4 separate regions of the Homo sapiens genome follow, and regions 1, 2 and 3 are each linked to region 4. The links are chromatin contacts, found by Hi-C or POLR2A ChIA-PET in ENCODE. All regions are on one chromosome and are shown on one strand. The core of a region is the stretch at or near the end of the contact, and the rest is flanking DNA. Distances in the headings are between cores, read along the strand shown. Region 1 overlaps PLXNA4 (plexin A4). Region 2 holds the start of PLXNA4-AS2 (PLXNA4 antisense RNA 2). Region 3 has its middle 190 kb from the start of PLXNA4-AS2. Region 4 holds the start of PLXNA4 (plexin A4).

Region 1 (3,826 bases), core at 658-3,157, 430 kb before region 4:
TAAACGCATCTTACCTAAAGGCAGGTCCTGGGAGATATCAGACCCAGCACAGCTTTAAAAGGAGGAAATCGCATCACAAAGTTTTGCTACACTGAGTGAGCAATCTAGATTTTTGAGTCTTATTTCAGAAAGGTTGGAAGAACCCCAGAACGAAGGTCTTCTCTCACTAGGAGTTAATATGGGAGCAAACCCCATGCTTTGGTTCTGTGGTCTCAACCTTGGTTCCTACCTGGTTTTTCATATTCAGCAGGGATAGTCTCTTCTCCCGGTGAAGAGGATGAGGAGCCAGAGTATACTACATTGAATACAGTTTTGGTACCAAAGCCTGACTTCTGCCTTCATCTGTGCATTGCTTTGGGGCCCAGGGCTAGGTGCCAGGGTGCTTCGCTGAGCCCTAATGCTTTGCCCATCCTAGCAGTTGTTGGTGCGGGCAACAGGCCCACACTGCCTCAGAAGAATGATCTGGGGAAGAAGATCTGGAAAAGCTACAGGGAGGCAGTTCTGGAAGCAATGGGACAAAGGATAAGCCAGCTTTGCCTCAGGTAGAGCTCTCAACCAGAGACCACCTTGGCTCTGCATCTCATCAATAATTATTGAGACCCAGCTTTATGCAAGCTTCCGTACTAAGTGCTGAATACTGATGTGCGATCTTGAAATTTCAACCTGAAATACAAATTACTCACAAGTGAAAGGAAGGATGATCCATGTTAAAAGGAGAGAGGGGATCATAGGGGAGAACACCTAGAGTGTCAATTAGTACTTGGAGAATCCTGTTGTCTCAAAGGAAGACATAGTGGTTAAGGGCAGGTCTCTTCACCACACAGAGCTTGGAAAAGAGAAGAGAGCAATTGCTTGAATAGAATAGGAATGCCCTTTGTTCACCTGGCTGGTTCCTAAGTGTGTTTCAAAACTGCTTGCAAGTCACTGTTAGACATTGCCCTTCTAAGATCTGGTTGCACACGACACATCCTCCATCTTCCATAGCATTTGTCCCACACCAGCAGACTTCCTTGCCTCTCACCCTCATCTGTCAGTTCATTGAGGGCAGGGGCCATGTCTGATTAGCCCCGTGTCTAGCATAATCACAGGCACCCAGGAGGTACTTGGATGGGAGAGTGTCCTGGCCGTGACATTTGGCATATTTTTCTTGCTTCTTCAGCTGGTTCAATAAATGTTTGTTAACTGACTAAGTGATAGGAAAGAAAGATGCACAGACAGATTTGACTAGAGGGAAGTAAGAGAGGGAGTGAGCACAAAAATCTAGGAAGAGTGGATGGGGAGGACCAGAGAATGTGCCTGCTCAGAGTCCCTGCTGATGAAAACAGGCTCTGGCCAGCCCTTCTCCTGGAGGCCCAGAGTCCCACCACCATTAACTTGAGGCTGGGTGGGCTCAGGGCTCCCGATGTGCCCCCTGCCCTCCCTTCACTCACCAATTGCTCTTCCAGGTATGGCGGACGTGCGGGTCATGAATGCCATGTTTATCAGCCTGCTCATCCAGGAAGTCAAACATGTACTTGATGGCCAGGGGCAGGGCAGAGCCACGGTGTGCCGTGCTGAAGATGGTCTCAAAGAGGTCATCCACAAACTTCTGCAGTGTGCCCTGGAGAGGCAGGATACGTCCAGACACAGCTCGACTCACGTAGTTCTGAGGATGGCTTTTAAAACCTGCCTCACAGACCTAGGCAGGGGAGGATGGTATACAGCCCACCCTACTTGGGTAAAATTGGGTAAGTCCATGCATTAAATCATTTTTTCCCATTTCATCTGTCTCTAACAGCTTTAAATTTCCCCTGCACATGGAAAAGAGATATAACACTGATGACTGGACCTACGTAAGGCTTCCTCTGCCAACAACACGGTTTGGTTGAACACCCTCTGGCGGTGTTATTTTAGCACTTTTCACAAATGCTAATGAACACTCACTTGGTCAGAGCAGACAAACACAATCTGCTGGCTTTGTTTGGGCATTACTCACACTGGCTAATGAACAGTGACTCACTTGGCTCTGCAGAGAGCAGAGCTGAGCCCAGTCTCAGGAGTGAAAGACTAGCACTGCAGGCAAGCAACGTCCCCAGAACCAGGATTAGAAATGGTGCCGGAGGCCAGACACGGTGGCTCATGCCTGTAATCCCAACTTCTGGGAGGCTGAGGCGGACGGATCATTTGAGGCCAGGAGTTTAAGACCAGCCTGGCCAACATGGTGAAACCCCACCTCTACTAAAAATACAAAAAAAAAAAAAAAAAAAAATTAGCCAGGCGTGGTGGTGCATGCTTGTAGTTTCAGCTACTTGGGAGGCAGGAGGATTGTTTGAACCTGGGAGGAGGAGGTTGCAGTGAGCAGAGATTGCACCACTGCACTTCAGCCTGGGTGACAGAACAAGACTCTGTCTCAAAAAAAAAAAAAAAAAAAAAAAAGAAAAGATATGGTGCCTGGGAAGTCGTGATGGAGCCCCGACTTCCCCAACTTGAGATTGTAGATGATACCACAGAGAAGAAATCATTCTTTTATAAGGCATGGCAGAAGAATGTGAAAAGAGGCAGTTAGAGTCTCAGTATTTCAGAAGGGCATGGAGAAGGGGTAGAAACAAATCTTCAGATTGCATGCCAACACTGATGTATTGGCAGGGTTTGCCTGGAGTTCTGGATTGAGAAGGATTCTGAGGTTCGGTACGGGGAATGGTCAGCAGTGCCTCCTGGGGTGGGTAATAGAGTGGGCACCAGCATGAATGCTGGGTACTGGCTACTCTGGCATTTCTGTGGGCTGATGAAGTCCCTCTCCATAGCCTCTGGGCTCCCTGCACCCAGTTCTCAAGTCTGATACCTTAGTGGCCAGGAGTCGGGTCAGGTAGATTTCAGACACCATCTTGCTCCCCCGGTCCCCCTCCTTCTGGTCTCCGTGCTCGTGGTTCTTCACTAGGTGCCACATCTTGACTCCACTCTCCAGGTCAGGAGTGATCATAGGTGTCCGTGAGCGGAGGCTGTCGGGGCTGCCCGTGTACCGGATCATGTTTTCTGCCAAGGCAAGGATCACCCCCCGACATATGTGAGGCCACACAGCCTTAGCCCATCACTTACCATGCATCCCTTGCTCCGGCAGAAGCCAACGACTGTCTGATCATTCCTGCCATTGGTCGGTGCTGTCACCTTGCCTTGGTTTGGTGCATTCCCTGAAACTGGGATGCCTTTCTCACCACCTCCAGGAAACTATCTGTGGCTAATTCTACCCACTCAGATCTCCCCCTTCTTCCTGTACTCTGCATCGTGTCAACCCTTAATTATTCAATTTGTAAAAATATAAGCCTGTACTTTTTTAATGCTTTTCCTTGTAAGAGTTCTCAAGTCACGTCTCAGGATGTGTTCTGTGCAGCCAATTAAGTACATACTTAAGAGCAGGTAGCCTGTCTCCCTCAATAACCGCTGATCGGATGAGTAATCACTGGGTAACCTGCTCACCTTCGTCTGTCCTCCCCTCTGGCCTGCGCCAATTATTCCTGTTTATTTGCTGAAATTCCTGCCAGTGTTTGTGAAGTGTTGTGAAATGAGTACTGAGCAGGAAAAAGAAATGGCGGTCCTACTGTGTGCAGGCACTATTCTCTGTATTCATCTATTGATTATCTAGAATGATCCTGTTCAGTCGGTAGATTTTTCAGTCTCTTCTTCTGGTAAATAAATAAATAACCAAGGCTCATAGTGGTCAGATGACTAGCCCCAAAGCACACAGATAGGGCAGAACAGGGCTTCTTCTGGCTTCTACCCCACCTCCAGCACCCTCTCCTCACCACTGCAGAGCCTCGCACCTGGTCTGTACCTGCACTCCACTGCAAAA
Region 2 (3,708 bases), core at 1,013-3,512, 320 kb before region 4:
TCCTGTCCCCTGTGATCAGTGACCCTGTGACACTCATGTGCACAATTCTGTAGGAGCTATGCTTAGACCTTTTGTGATGCTTGGAGAAACCACCCACACCCATCCAGACCCCAGATCCAGGAAAACACCTGGGAAGAAGACAAAAATAACTATGAAAGCGTAGGTTGGCTGCACTAACCTAATTCTAGGACCAAAGAATCCCAGAGTTGGGTAAAAACTTAGTTGCCTAATCCAAACTTTTATTGGATATAACCACTCAATGCAGATATTTATGCTATGTGTTTGCCAGTTACATCCAATTTGAAGAAAAATAATAAGAATAACATCATTAAATATAATCAGACATGACTTATGAAAGGGTTTGATGCAACATTAAACTGTGTTTACTGGTACTGTTGCCCTAATTTATTGCTTGTGTGCCACGGTAATCTAATCATAATTACAAAAACAAATAGCTAGGAGCATTCTTTACATCTCTTGGTGACTTAGCTTCTAAAGAGGTCCCTCCTCCATCCCTAGCAGACAGTATTGAGCCACTTCAGGGTTTAGAGTTCTTAGGATACCCTAAATGAATAGCACAGAAAGCTTGGATGGACCCTCCATCTACAGAGAGTCTGCAGGCTCAGACTTATTTCTCAGTACAGCTGGGAATATCACTCAGAGATCATGGCTTAGAAAACCAGCCCATCTAGCTGGGTGTGGTGGCACGCACCTGTAATCCCAGCTACTTGGGAGGCTGAGGCAGGATAATCACTTGAACCCAGGAGACAGAGGTTGCAGTGAGCCAAGATGGTGTCACTGCACTCCAGCCTGGGCAACAAGAGCAAAACTCCAACTCAAAAAAAAAAAAAAAAAAAAAAAAAAAAAAAAAAAAAGAAAAAAGGAAAAAAGAAAAGCAAAAGAAAACCAGCCCATGGTATTCCCTTCAAACCTCCAGGGCTCGGTACCTGTGGGATAAGGTGTGCATTCCCAAGGCCCTCCAGCCAGACTGGACTCACTGAAGCCTTTGTGCATCTTGGTTCTTCTATAGTGAGGGGCGGTCCATCCACTACCCACCAAATGAGACCTGCACACAGATGTTTATAGCAATGTTATTCATAATTGCCAACACTTGGAAGCGAACAAGGTGCCCTTCAGTAGGCGATGGATAAATAAATGGTGTGGTACATCCAGACAATGGAATATTATTCAGTTCTAAGAAGGAATGAGCTATCAAGCCATGAGGAGATATGGAGGAACCTAAAATGCATATTATTAAATGAAAGAAGCCAATCTGAAAAGCCTACATTGTGTGATTCCAACTATATGACCTGGAAAAGGCAAAAACTATGGAGACACTAGAAAGACCTGTGGTTCAATGAGATATAATCTCATACCTGTCAGAAAGGCTATTATTAAAAAGACAAAAAATAACAGATGGAGAGGTTGTGGAGGAAAAAGGACACTGATGCACTATCGGTGGGAGTGTAAATTAGTTCAGCCCCTGTGGAAACCAGTTTGGAGAGTTCTCAAAGAACTTAAAACAGAACTGCCATTCAACCTAGCAATCCCATTACTAGGTATCAACCCAAAGAAAAATAAATTGTTCTACCAAAAAGACCTGCACTCGTATGTTTATCGAAGTACTGCTCACAATAGCAAAGACATGGAGTCAACCTGGATGCCCATCAATGGAAGACTGGATAAAGAAAATGTGGTATATAGATACCGTGGAGTACTATGTACTCATAATAAAGAATGAGATCATGCTTTTTACAGCCACGTGGATGCAACTGGAGGCCGTTATCCTAAGCAAATTAATGCAGGAACAGAGAATGAAATACTGTATGTTCCCACTAATAGGTGAGAACTAAACAGTGAGTACACATGGGAACATAAAGATAAAGACGGGAACAACAGACGCCAGGGAGTACTAGAGTGGGGAGGATGAAAGGGGGCTGAGGGTTGAAAAACTGTCTATCTGGTACTATGCTCACTACCTGGGTGGTGGGATCATTTGTACACCAAACTTCAGCGACACGCGATTTACCCATGCAACAAACTTGCACATACATGTGTTGAACCTAAAATAAAAATTAAAAAAAAAAAAAGGATCTGTGGTTTTCAGGGGTTGGACGGGGTTGTGGGAGTGGAGAGGGATGAATGGGCAGAGCACAGAGAATTTTTAGGGCAGTGAAACTCCTCTGTATGATATCATAATGGTGGATACCTGTCATTACACATTTGTCCAAACCCATAGGATGTACAACCCCAGAGTGAGCCCTACCAAAGACTGTGGACTCTGGATGATAATGATATGTCAATGTAGGTTCATTGATTGTAACAAAGGGACCACTCTGGTTGGGAATGTTGATAGTGGTGGACAGTGGGAGGAGGCAGGGGGTTTATAGGACCTCTTTCTGCTCAAATTTGCTGTGAACCTAAAACTGCTCTAAAAAATAGTCTATTCAAAAATAGTAAGTTAGAAAACAGGCAGTATACTACTGTTTTATCATTCCTTTAATGAATACACCTACATTCAAATGTCCTTCCTTGCTCTCACACGGCCAAATCTGACATGCCCAGGGGACATGGAAGAAGGGGAAGGAGCAGAACTGCCACCAGTACTGGGGCTGCTGCAAAGGCTGAGGGACCCAATGTGGAGAGCCAAGGTTGGGAAGGATGCAGAGTCCTGCGGCTGCGATGCCTGCAGTGGGCTGGAACAGAAAAAGGCTACTCAGTAAAATTTGGCAACGGACACGAACTCACTTTCTCTCTCCTAGCTGTGCTTTTCCTGCAGGGACTGAACAAGGGCAGTGTGTGCACATGTGGGAGTGCCAGAAGCACCAGCGCAATCCAGATGTGCCCAGGCCCATCTGTGCGTGAAAATGCAGACACACCACACTATTTATCAATTAGTGTCTGCTGCTGCCAGTGTCACCAGTTCTCTGCCTGATGAATGATGCTAGGCTGGACAAGCCACACCCCAAGGTATTTCCACTGTCTGCAGCAAAGCCCACCAGGGGCTGTCAATAAACATCCCCAGCATAGCCCCCAGGCACTGAATGATGGGAGTGGGTCAGATGGGCACAGCCCTTCAGGACCCGGGCAGCTGCCGGCCAGCCTCGAGCAGTCCACTAAAAGAAACAGTTCCAGATGGTGCCTCCGAGCACATCCTCTGGGTAGCAGCCACTCTGCCCTAGTGCACAAGACATGGCTAGATTTCAGCCCCTACTCAGCCCCTTGGTGAGGAGTCCTTGTGCAGTGACCAACCTACACAACAGTATACTGTGGCTCTGTGAGCACCTACACACACAGTCCCAGGGAAATGAGTGTATCTCAGAGATCCAGGAGACCCAAAACCAATCTCAGCTCTGCCTTACTTCACCAGCAGAGGTTGACCAAATAGATCAACCTCTCAGGGCTGCCGTTTTCTCAGCTGTAAAATGAGAGGCTCCTTCCTGCTCTAACAATCCAAGATATATGGGAAATTGAGAGTACATTTCCCTTCCTTTCCCCGGGTTGCCCCCCTTTCCCTTCTTGAACTTGACCCAGCCCTTCCAGACCAGGCTAAAACTGAAAATCAATTTTAATTATAAAAATCCGTTTACTGTATCAATAAATCATTCTGGCTCGGCTTGGTGGTGGGGAGAAGGTTACACCTGGAACCAAGCTCATAAGTCACTCTCTCCCTCTGCCTTGCCGCTCGGGGGCTGCCACCCCTCTGCT
Region 3 (3,580 bases), core at 803-3,302, 510 kb before region 4:
ATCCTACTCTACTTGAGTCTCAGAATCAGACACATGTCTGTCTCTATAAAATGGGAACGGCGGTGGAGGTGGGACTTTCACAGACAGAGGGGATGGCAGCCCCTAAGAAAGAAGTACAGGTGGCTTCTCTTAATGACTCTTATTCCCAGCAAAGACAAACAGTGATGCCATCATTTGCAGTTGGATTCTGAGGCCCCGCCTACCTGGGAGGCAGGACACATTGGGGACCAGCCATCCTAGTGTGACAAATAATTGAGTTTCATAATGACCTTGTAGAGCCAGATTCCTGGAAATGGCATAAACCTACCTGTGATTGTTGTCAAACTCTAAGATGCTTTGTTACCATTGCTCACTCCAGGAGGGGAAGCCATGGTTCATGAAGTTCATTAGGTGGGTGGTAAACAGGATTTTGGTAGTTGTTGAAGGTTGGGGCTCAAGACCCTCTCTGGAGGCCCAGGCTGGCTGGTTAAAGACATTCTGACCTCCCAACATTAGAGCAACACATCAGAAGGCATTCGAGGCTGTGGGGCTTCTAGAGCCAGAATTCTCAGGTCATCGCCCTCAGCACCAGTGCTGTAGGGTTCCACCTGCCTGCAGCTTGGGGAAGAAGAAAGGCTGGCTGCCCAGAGTCACGGCCTAGCTTGGCTGGGAGGAAGATAGAGGAGCTGTCTCCTCTTCCTCACTTGTCTTCCCTGTGCCTGCTCCTGGTCCAGCTGGGTGAGATGGAAACTATCTCACATGGAGAGATGTTAAGGCAATTCTGGCAAAGCAAGCGCTAATAAAGTGCTGGGAACTTCCCCATCTCTGCCTCTTGAGGGAACTGAGCATGCTCTGAAGGGCATGGCCAGGTTTGCCTTTGGTGGAGGAACCAGAGGCTTGGTTTGGTCTTGGGGCAGGCTGGGCAAAATCGCTGAGTATGAGTGTTTCCTCCTGAGCATCCTCGGGGAGGGGAGCCCCTCCCTTCTCTACATCCTCCCCCACTGGCTCCTTCATTTCCGGGCACTTTGCCTTCTTATTTCTGTTCTCTCCTCTGAACCAGAGAAAGAAAGATGATTAAACGCTTCTGCTATGTGGATGCCCATGACTCACTGGCAGGAATGGCCTCTCCAGGCAGGCTGTGCTTTCTGTCTCCTTCCCTCATTTCACCCTCCACTTTCCCCTCCCCTGCCTTGCCCCTTGCATCAAAATGAAGTCATGTAAGACCAATTCAAATTGATTTCTCTTTTCCTTCTATTAGAATATCAGCTCCATAAAATCAGGATAAGAATTTGTGGTCTGGAGTCTGAAGACAGGGATTGGAGTCCTGGCTTTTCTGCCCACTAGGTGTGGTTTTGAGTGGTTATTTACCTTCCATAAGTCTTTGTTTATTTGGTCATAAAATAGGGAAAATGATAGAGCCAGCCTTTCAGGGTTATTGTGGGGATCAGCGGAAATAATATTAAGTGTGAACTGGTATTGTCTGTAACACATAGTGCATGCCATGAGCCAGGCACCATGGGGATCAGACTGGAATTCGCTCCAGTGTGTAACAGGCAGATCCAGTGACAAAGAAGGAGAGAAATAAGCCAGCCTTGGTACCATCAAAGGAGCACCCAGCCTTCCCCCTGTGCCCCACTGAGCAAATGGCTAATACCACATAGCACAGGCCAGGGGGACAGATGCCTTTGTATGGAAGAGCTAGTACTGGTAGCCAGGGACCTGGCCACACGGGGAGGCACAATTGAATTTTTCCCTTCCATCTGACAGTTCAGGACTGGATGTTACTTTCCAAATGAAAGCGGTTCTGGAAGGTCGTTGGGAACAGTGAATTGTGATTATGCTGGCACATTTTTAATTCTGTCTCATTACAGCTGCTGTTAAGGCTGCATTATAATAATTGCTTTAGTTCTGCTTTGGTATTTGCAGGCTCCTTTAATGTAGCTGTAATCTATGTGTATATTAAAGTAAGCAGAGCCAAAGAGCAGGGGCAGCCTTATTAGACTGGAGAAATGCATGTTGGGGGTGGCGGTGAAGCAGACAGGCAGACGGGAGCAGGGTCCTGGCGGGGGAACCTCGGGACAGCATGCGGAGTGGAAGTTCTGGCCTCAGGCCCAATGCAGACTCACGCTGTGACTTTGAGCAAGTTGAAGCTGCCTGTCTCAGCTCTCCCATCCATTATATGAGTTACAAAGTCTGTCTTGGAGGTGCTTAAAAGTTCTTAGGAGAAAAACCGTTACTGGCAAAGAGCCCAGGGAGATGGCTGCATTGGGCCCTCAGAGCAGCCAGAGTGGAGCCCAGCAGGAGCCTCCTCGGCCGCCCACGGTGGAGCAGCCAGGCGACCCCTCGGCAAGGGACAGTCATCAAATAAATGGCATGCAGACACCCCCAATTCCCAGGGAAAATTTGGCTCTGGTCTTCCTGCGATCACTCCCTGTTCTGGTTTCTTCTTTAAAATTCGGTTTGTTTGAACTGTTGCCACTCCCTGCACGGTCCTGTACACACAGCATTTCAGCCACTTGATGGAGGTCTTACTGCTGTCCTTGAATACTATGGCTCTCCTTTTTCCCCTTCAAGGGCAGTGGGTGTCAGTTTCAAGGACAGAATGCAAGGGCTGTCCTGGACCAGACCACTCACCAAGTACTCACTATGAACGGCATTCACCTCCTAGCTGTTATTTTGGGATAGGAATTCATATTGTGCTCACACCAGTCATATGAGCTAAGTAGCAGTATCATCTCCTTTATTTTATTTTAGTTTTTGAGACAAAGTCTTGCTCTGTCACTCAAGCTGGAGTGCAGTGGCGTGATCTCAGCTCACTGCAACCTCCACCTCCCAGGTTCAAGCAATTCTCCTGCCTCATCCTCCCAAATAGCTGGGACTGACTATAGCTGCACCACTACACCTGGCTAATTTTTTTTGGTCTTTTTAGTAGATACAGGGTTTCACTATGTTGGCCAGGCTGGTCTTGAACTCCAGGCCTCAAGGGATCTGCCAGCCTTGGCTTCCCAAAGTGCTAGGATTACAGGTGTGAACCACTGTGCCTGGCCTCATGTTCTTTATAGATGAGTGAACTGAGGCCAGTGAAGTCCCACATACCTAGTGAGTGGCAGAGCTAGACATGGAGCCCAGACCATGCAGAGGCTGACCCACGATTTTAGCACTACCTCAGGCTGCCTCCCCCTCGTCCTCTCTCCCTCCTCAAGAATCATCCATTTTTCTGTGCTGATTCAGAGCTCGCCACTGAATTCAGATTGGTCTGGGGATCAGTGGAAGGATCAGAAGGTTCTCTCAGGACCAGAGACACAGGCCTGGGTAGATGCATGGGAAGAGACCACGGCCAAAGTGTGGACAAGGGCAAATCAGAGCCATTGAACAAAACGTGTCTTTGGCTCCTCAGCTCTCCCAAATGATGCCTTTGCCTTGTAACAGTGGGTGTTGCAAAGGGAGTGAGAATGAGGCAGAACTCTTGGTGTTCCTATGCACCTGTACCCCCCACCTTGTACGTGGGCCATGAAACACCCAGATATTCCCAGAAGGATTCCTGTTTTGCCTCTTCCCATTTCTAAAGACTTCTACATGAAGAAGATTTCAGACTTTCTCA
Region 4 (3,539 bases), core at 874-3,373:
TTGCTGGAGCTCATTATTTCTTTTGCAAACCATGTGCTGCTGTACGCGTAGGTGGGATCTGCCTGTCCACGCCCTCAAGGGGCATGTGGGGAGAAATGTTCCATTTCTTCCACAGCCCGGAAGACAGAGGTGGACCCCATTGTCACACATGGCGGGGGCGGGGAGCTGACCACATTTAGCCAGACTCTGAGAACGCATGTGTGTATATATATTGGGTGTGTGTGTGCACACGCCCACCATTCTTAAAAAGCAAATAAGGTTTCTTCCCCCTACTGGGGTCTCTCCATTGTGAGAGATTTGCTTTATTCCATCTATGCTTTTCAATCAATCAAAGGGCAGCTCACACAGCACACAGCGGGAATACAATCTCCCTCCCGGGGTGTCTGCGCTTCTCCCCAGCCTAGCCAGAGACCTTTGCAGGAGCTGAAAAAAGTTTGGAAATAGCGGAGTCAGGGTGCTGAAAAAGCCCTTTCATTCAGCCCCTATCTTCAGGATTTACAAAAACAACCCAAATTCTGAGCCTAGCACTGAGGCCTCCTTGTTCAAAAGAATGTTTGCTCCTCTTCCATCATGTTCTGTAAGGCTCCTAACATATTTTTTCCACTGGTGGGTCTGTGGGATACTCTGAACACATGATCTTGGACAGAGGGTACAAGCTTATTCAGTTTTGTGGGAAAATGATATGATCATGTTGCCTAGAAAGCTACCTCAAAGTGACAGCACCAGAAACACAGGAGCTTGTACATATATATTCAATTCCGAATTTGATTTGGATCTCATGTTCTTCTCCCTATGACAACTGAGACCCTAAATTAGTTGCTCTTAGACCCCAAGAAGGGAACTATGGAAAAGCCTCTTAGAACCCCAGCCACTTCCTACCTCCTCCAGAAAAAGTTAAAATGAGCAGCCTGTGAAATTCCAGCCAGAGAGAACAAGAATGAAAATGCTTTCGGGAAATAGGACCTTAAAGCACGGGCGTCTGGGGAGTGATTCTACAATCGGAGCAGGCTTGGGCTCTGGGGGACGCTGGCAGACCCACGAATGCCTTGCCTTCTCCGGTGGGCAGTGCCGCCACGGTCGTGAGGGAGGGGAGCCTCCTCTTTTGGAGGACTATATCCCTCGTGCTTCCCCCTTCTAGTTCTCTTTCTCAGACACACACCACGAAAGGCATGTGACAGGTGTTCGCCAGCCGGAGGCACCGGGGAAGGCAGCCCCATGTGCCCAGGGAGGGTAGGGAGGTGAGAGGGGACCCAAGTCCTGTGTCTCCAAGTCCTGTCTGCTTGCTGCTAAGCAGGCACTGAGGCTGTGAATAAGGTCTTACCTTTTAAGGAGGATCTGACCCCCGTACCTTCCCTAGACAAGCAACATACGCGGCGATGCTTTAAGCCGCTTTCTGCCTGAAATCTCGGCGCATTCCCGGGGAAGCAGTGCCACGCTTCAGAAAGGCGTTTGTGCTGCCTCTTACTGGGGAAACGCAGTGTCTGTTTCATATGCGCCGCCCTACAGAACTGCAGCCCCAACCGCCTATCTGGCCTCCTCCCCGGGCGCTGGGCCACCACTCTCTCCAAATATGCGTCCGAATATCTGTGGGTCTGTCTCCCGTTGAAATCCCAGGGTGTCCAAAGGCCACGGGGCCGCGATGACACTGGGTAGGTCTCCGGAAACCTCTCAGGACTTCTCCCATTTTAAAGCCCAGCTAGGGACGAAAGGGGCTGGGAGCTGAAAAATTGCTCCCTCAACCTCCCCGGGTGGGAGGCAGAGCCGGGAATACACAGAATCCCACCCCGAAAGTCCCGGGAAAGAGAAGTCTGAGTCCAGGAGCGTGAGAGGAGAACACACCCGGGAAATCCCTGCTCCGGCCGCTGCACCTCCGCGGGCGTCCAGGTGGGACGTGGGCAGGTGCGCGAGCGCCGTGTGTGCCGGTGTGGATCTGTGTGTGTGCCTGCGTGTGTGCGTGTGCGTGTGCCGCGGGCTGGCTCCGGGACACTGAGGACTCCCGGGTCGGCCCAGGTCTGTCCGACCTTGCTGCCCTCGCCGCCCGCCCGGCCCCACTCCCCGGCGGGCCGGCTCCTTACCTGGACGCGCCGCGTTTCCCTCCTTCAGCGGGAGCGCCGCATTGACACTGCAGATGGAGCCTATGCCGCTGCCTCTCGCCCTCCTCTGAACGTGTGCGTGTGCGCGCGTGTGGCTGCCTCCTCCAGCCCCAGCCCCGAACGCAAATACTCCACCGAGGCACAGGGAAGCCGGGAGCAGCCGAGGAACGCGGAGGGCGCCGAATCAGAGCCTGCGGGGCTTGACAGCTTCTCTTGCGGCGTCCAAGGTGGGCGTAATGTCCAACAAAAAGGTCGGAAAATGGGGATCGATTCCGAACACCCCTTTCCTCCACCCAGCCCCGGAGCCCGAGCAGCGGCGGCGGCTCTCGGGGGCTGCGGTGGCGACGCCGGGCTGCCCCCCTTCGTCCCCACCCCCGCGGGCTGAATGTCCTTGATGCCAAGCGGGCACAGCGGCGTCACTCCGCGCCGCCCATGCTCGCCCGGTCGGGCCGCTGCCCGGGCGCGGCGAGTGCGCGGGGGACCCGCCGGGGAGCGCTCTCGGCGCCTCTGCGCGCCTCTCTGGGTAGCGGCGGCCGCCCCCCGGCAGCCCGCGGCCGGCCGCGCCGCGGCAGCCCCCACCCTTGCCGAGACACTCGCCGGGCAGTGCCCTGGGGCCGGGGCTGGGGGGCCGCGGGAGCCGCCGGCTGCTCCCCGGGGAGGCGCGGGGCTGCGGCGGTGGTGGCTGCGGCGGCTGGCGCTGCGGCGGCGGAGAGCTCGGCCGCGGGCCGAGCCGGGCCTCCCGGGCGCGCCCCCGGCCCCCCGGGCGGGCTGCTCGCAAAGTTTGCAGGGGGCAGGGAGCGGGGCCGCCGCTGGCTCGGCCGCCGCCGGAGCTCCCGGGCTGCCTGCTGCCGCCGCGGCTCGCTGCTGCTGTGCATTGAAGCCCGGCCAAGCGCTGCAAAAACTCCAGCTGCCTGGCGCTCTCTGGGTCCTCCTCTCCTCCCTCCCGCCCTCCCTGCTTCCCTTCCTCCCTCCCTCGCCTCGCCTCCTCTCCTCCCTGCCGCCCGCCGCCCGCCGCCGCTCCCTCTCTGGCTCGCTCTCGCTGGCTCGGAGCTCGCGGCTGACATCTAGAGCGAGGGAGAGCGGCCGGCAGAGGGGGCAGGGGGCGCCTCCCTACATGCTCCCACCCGCCGCCGCCCGGCTTGCCGGCTCTCCTCCGCACCAACGTTTGCCGACACCCCCCTGGGTCCCCTCGGCCCGCACGGAGCTACCCTGGCGGTGGCGATGTGGGGCGGAGAGAGGGGCATACATGGGTGACCGGAGCGCACGGCGCGCGCTCAGAGGGAGGCGCTCAGCCGCCTCGGAATTTGCAGCTCTGGGCGCTGGCCGTCGGAGGGACCCTCAGGTGCTCAGAGCTGACACAAGCGCACACTGACTCTGAGGCATACACCCATTGCTAGTCAGAACCCCTCCCAACACCCCACCAAGTCACCCCCACATGGCACCCAA

The links. A loop is a pair of places that touch in the nucleus more often than their neighbours do. ChIA-PET counts read pairs that join two places held with the same protein, here RNA polymerase II (POLR2A). Pooled maps may share reads with other maps.
Region 1: a loop to region 4 is called in a map of ascending aorta, with 3 times the contacts of the local background. The contact joins the enhancer-like site here to the promoter of PLXNA4 in region 4. A Hi-C loop is called at or near these places in 3 of 168 maps with a recorded cell type or tissue (ascending aorta, endothelial cell of umbilical vein and heart left ventricle) and 6 of 50 pooled maps.
Region 2: a loop to region 4 is called in a pooled map, with 2.3 times the contacts of the local background. The contact joins the promoter of PLXNA4-AS2 here to the promoter of PLXNA4 in region 4. A Hi-C loop is called at or near these places in 1 of 168 maps with a recorded cell type or tissue (sigmoid colon) and 6 of 50 pooled maps. POLR2A ChIA-PET finds 5 or more read pairs at or near these places in 1 of 52 experiments (HEK293).
Region 3: a map of cardiac septum shows a loop between it and region 4 (4-fold over the local background). The contact joins the enhancer-like site here to the promoter of PLXNA4 in region 4. A Hi-C loop is called at or near these places in 2 of 168 maps with a recorded cell type or tissue (cardiac septum and endothelial cell of umbilical vein) and 4 of 50 pooled maps.

The regions. Positions count from the first base shown.
Region 1 is chr7:132,143,689-132,147,514 of GRCh38, forward strand. PLXNA4 (plexin A4) reads right to left here. Exons shown (of 32, transcript NM_020911.2): 28 at 2,822-3,012; 29 at 1,431-1,600. Among named protein-coding and RNA genes, the nearest start is that of PLXNA4-AS2, 120 kb to the right of the region's middle. Within about 2 kb of position 1,908, at least 2 of the 41 ENCODE cell types and tissues checked have a DNase peak (open chromatin) inside an H3K27ac peak, as active enhancers do.
Region 2 is chr7:132,258,599-132,262,306 of GRCh38, forward strand. It overlaps PLXNA4-AS2 (PLXNA4 antisense RNA 2), which reads left to right and starts at 2,263. Exons shown (of 3, transcript NR_134565.1): 1 at 2,263-2,304; 2 at 2,763-2,970. The region is part of intron 4 of PLXNA4 (plexin A4); the gene reads right to left.
Region 3 is chr7:132,064,804-132,068,383 of GRCh38, forward strand. No RefSeq gene overlaps it. Among named protein-coding and RNA genes, the nearest start is that of PLXNA4-AS2, 190 kb to the right of the region's middle. Within about 2 kb of position 2,053, at least 16 of the 41 ENCODE cell types and tissues checked have a DNase peak (open chromatin) inside an H3K27ac peak, as active enhancers do.
Region 4 is chr7:132,574,347-132,577,885 of GRCh38, forward strand. It overlaps PLXNA4 (plexin A4), which reads right to left and starts at 2,124. Exons shown (of 32, transcript NM_020911.2): 1 at 2,076-2,124. RefSeq lists enhancers at 608-1,585, 1,586-2,563.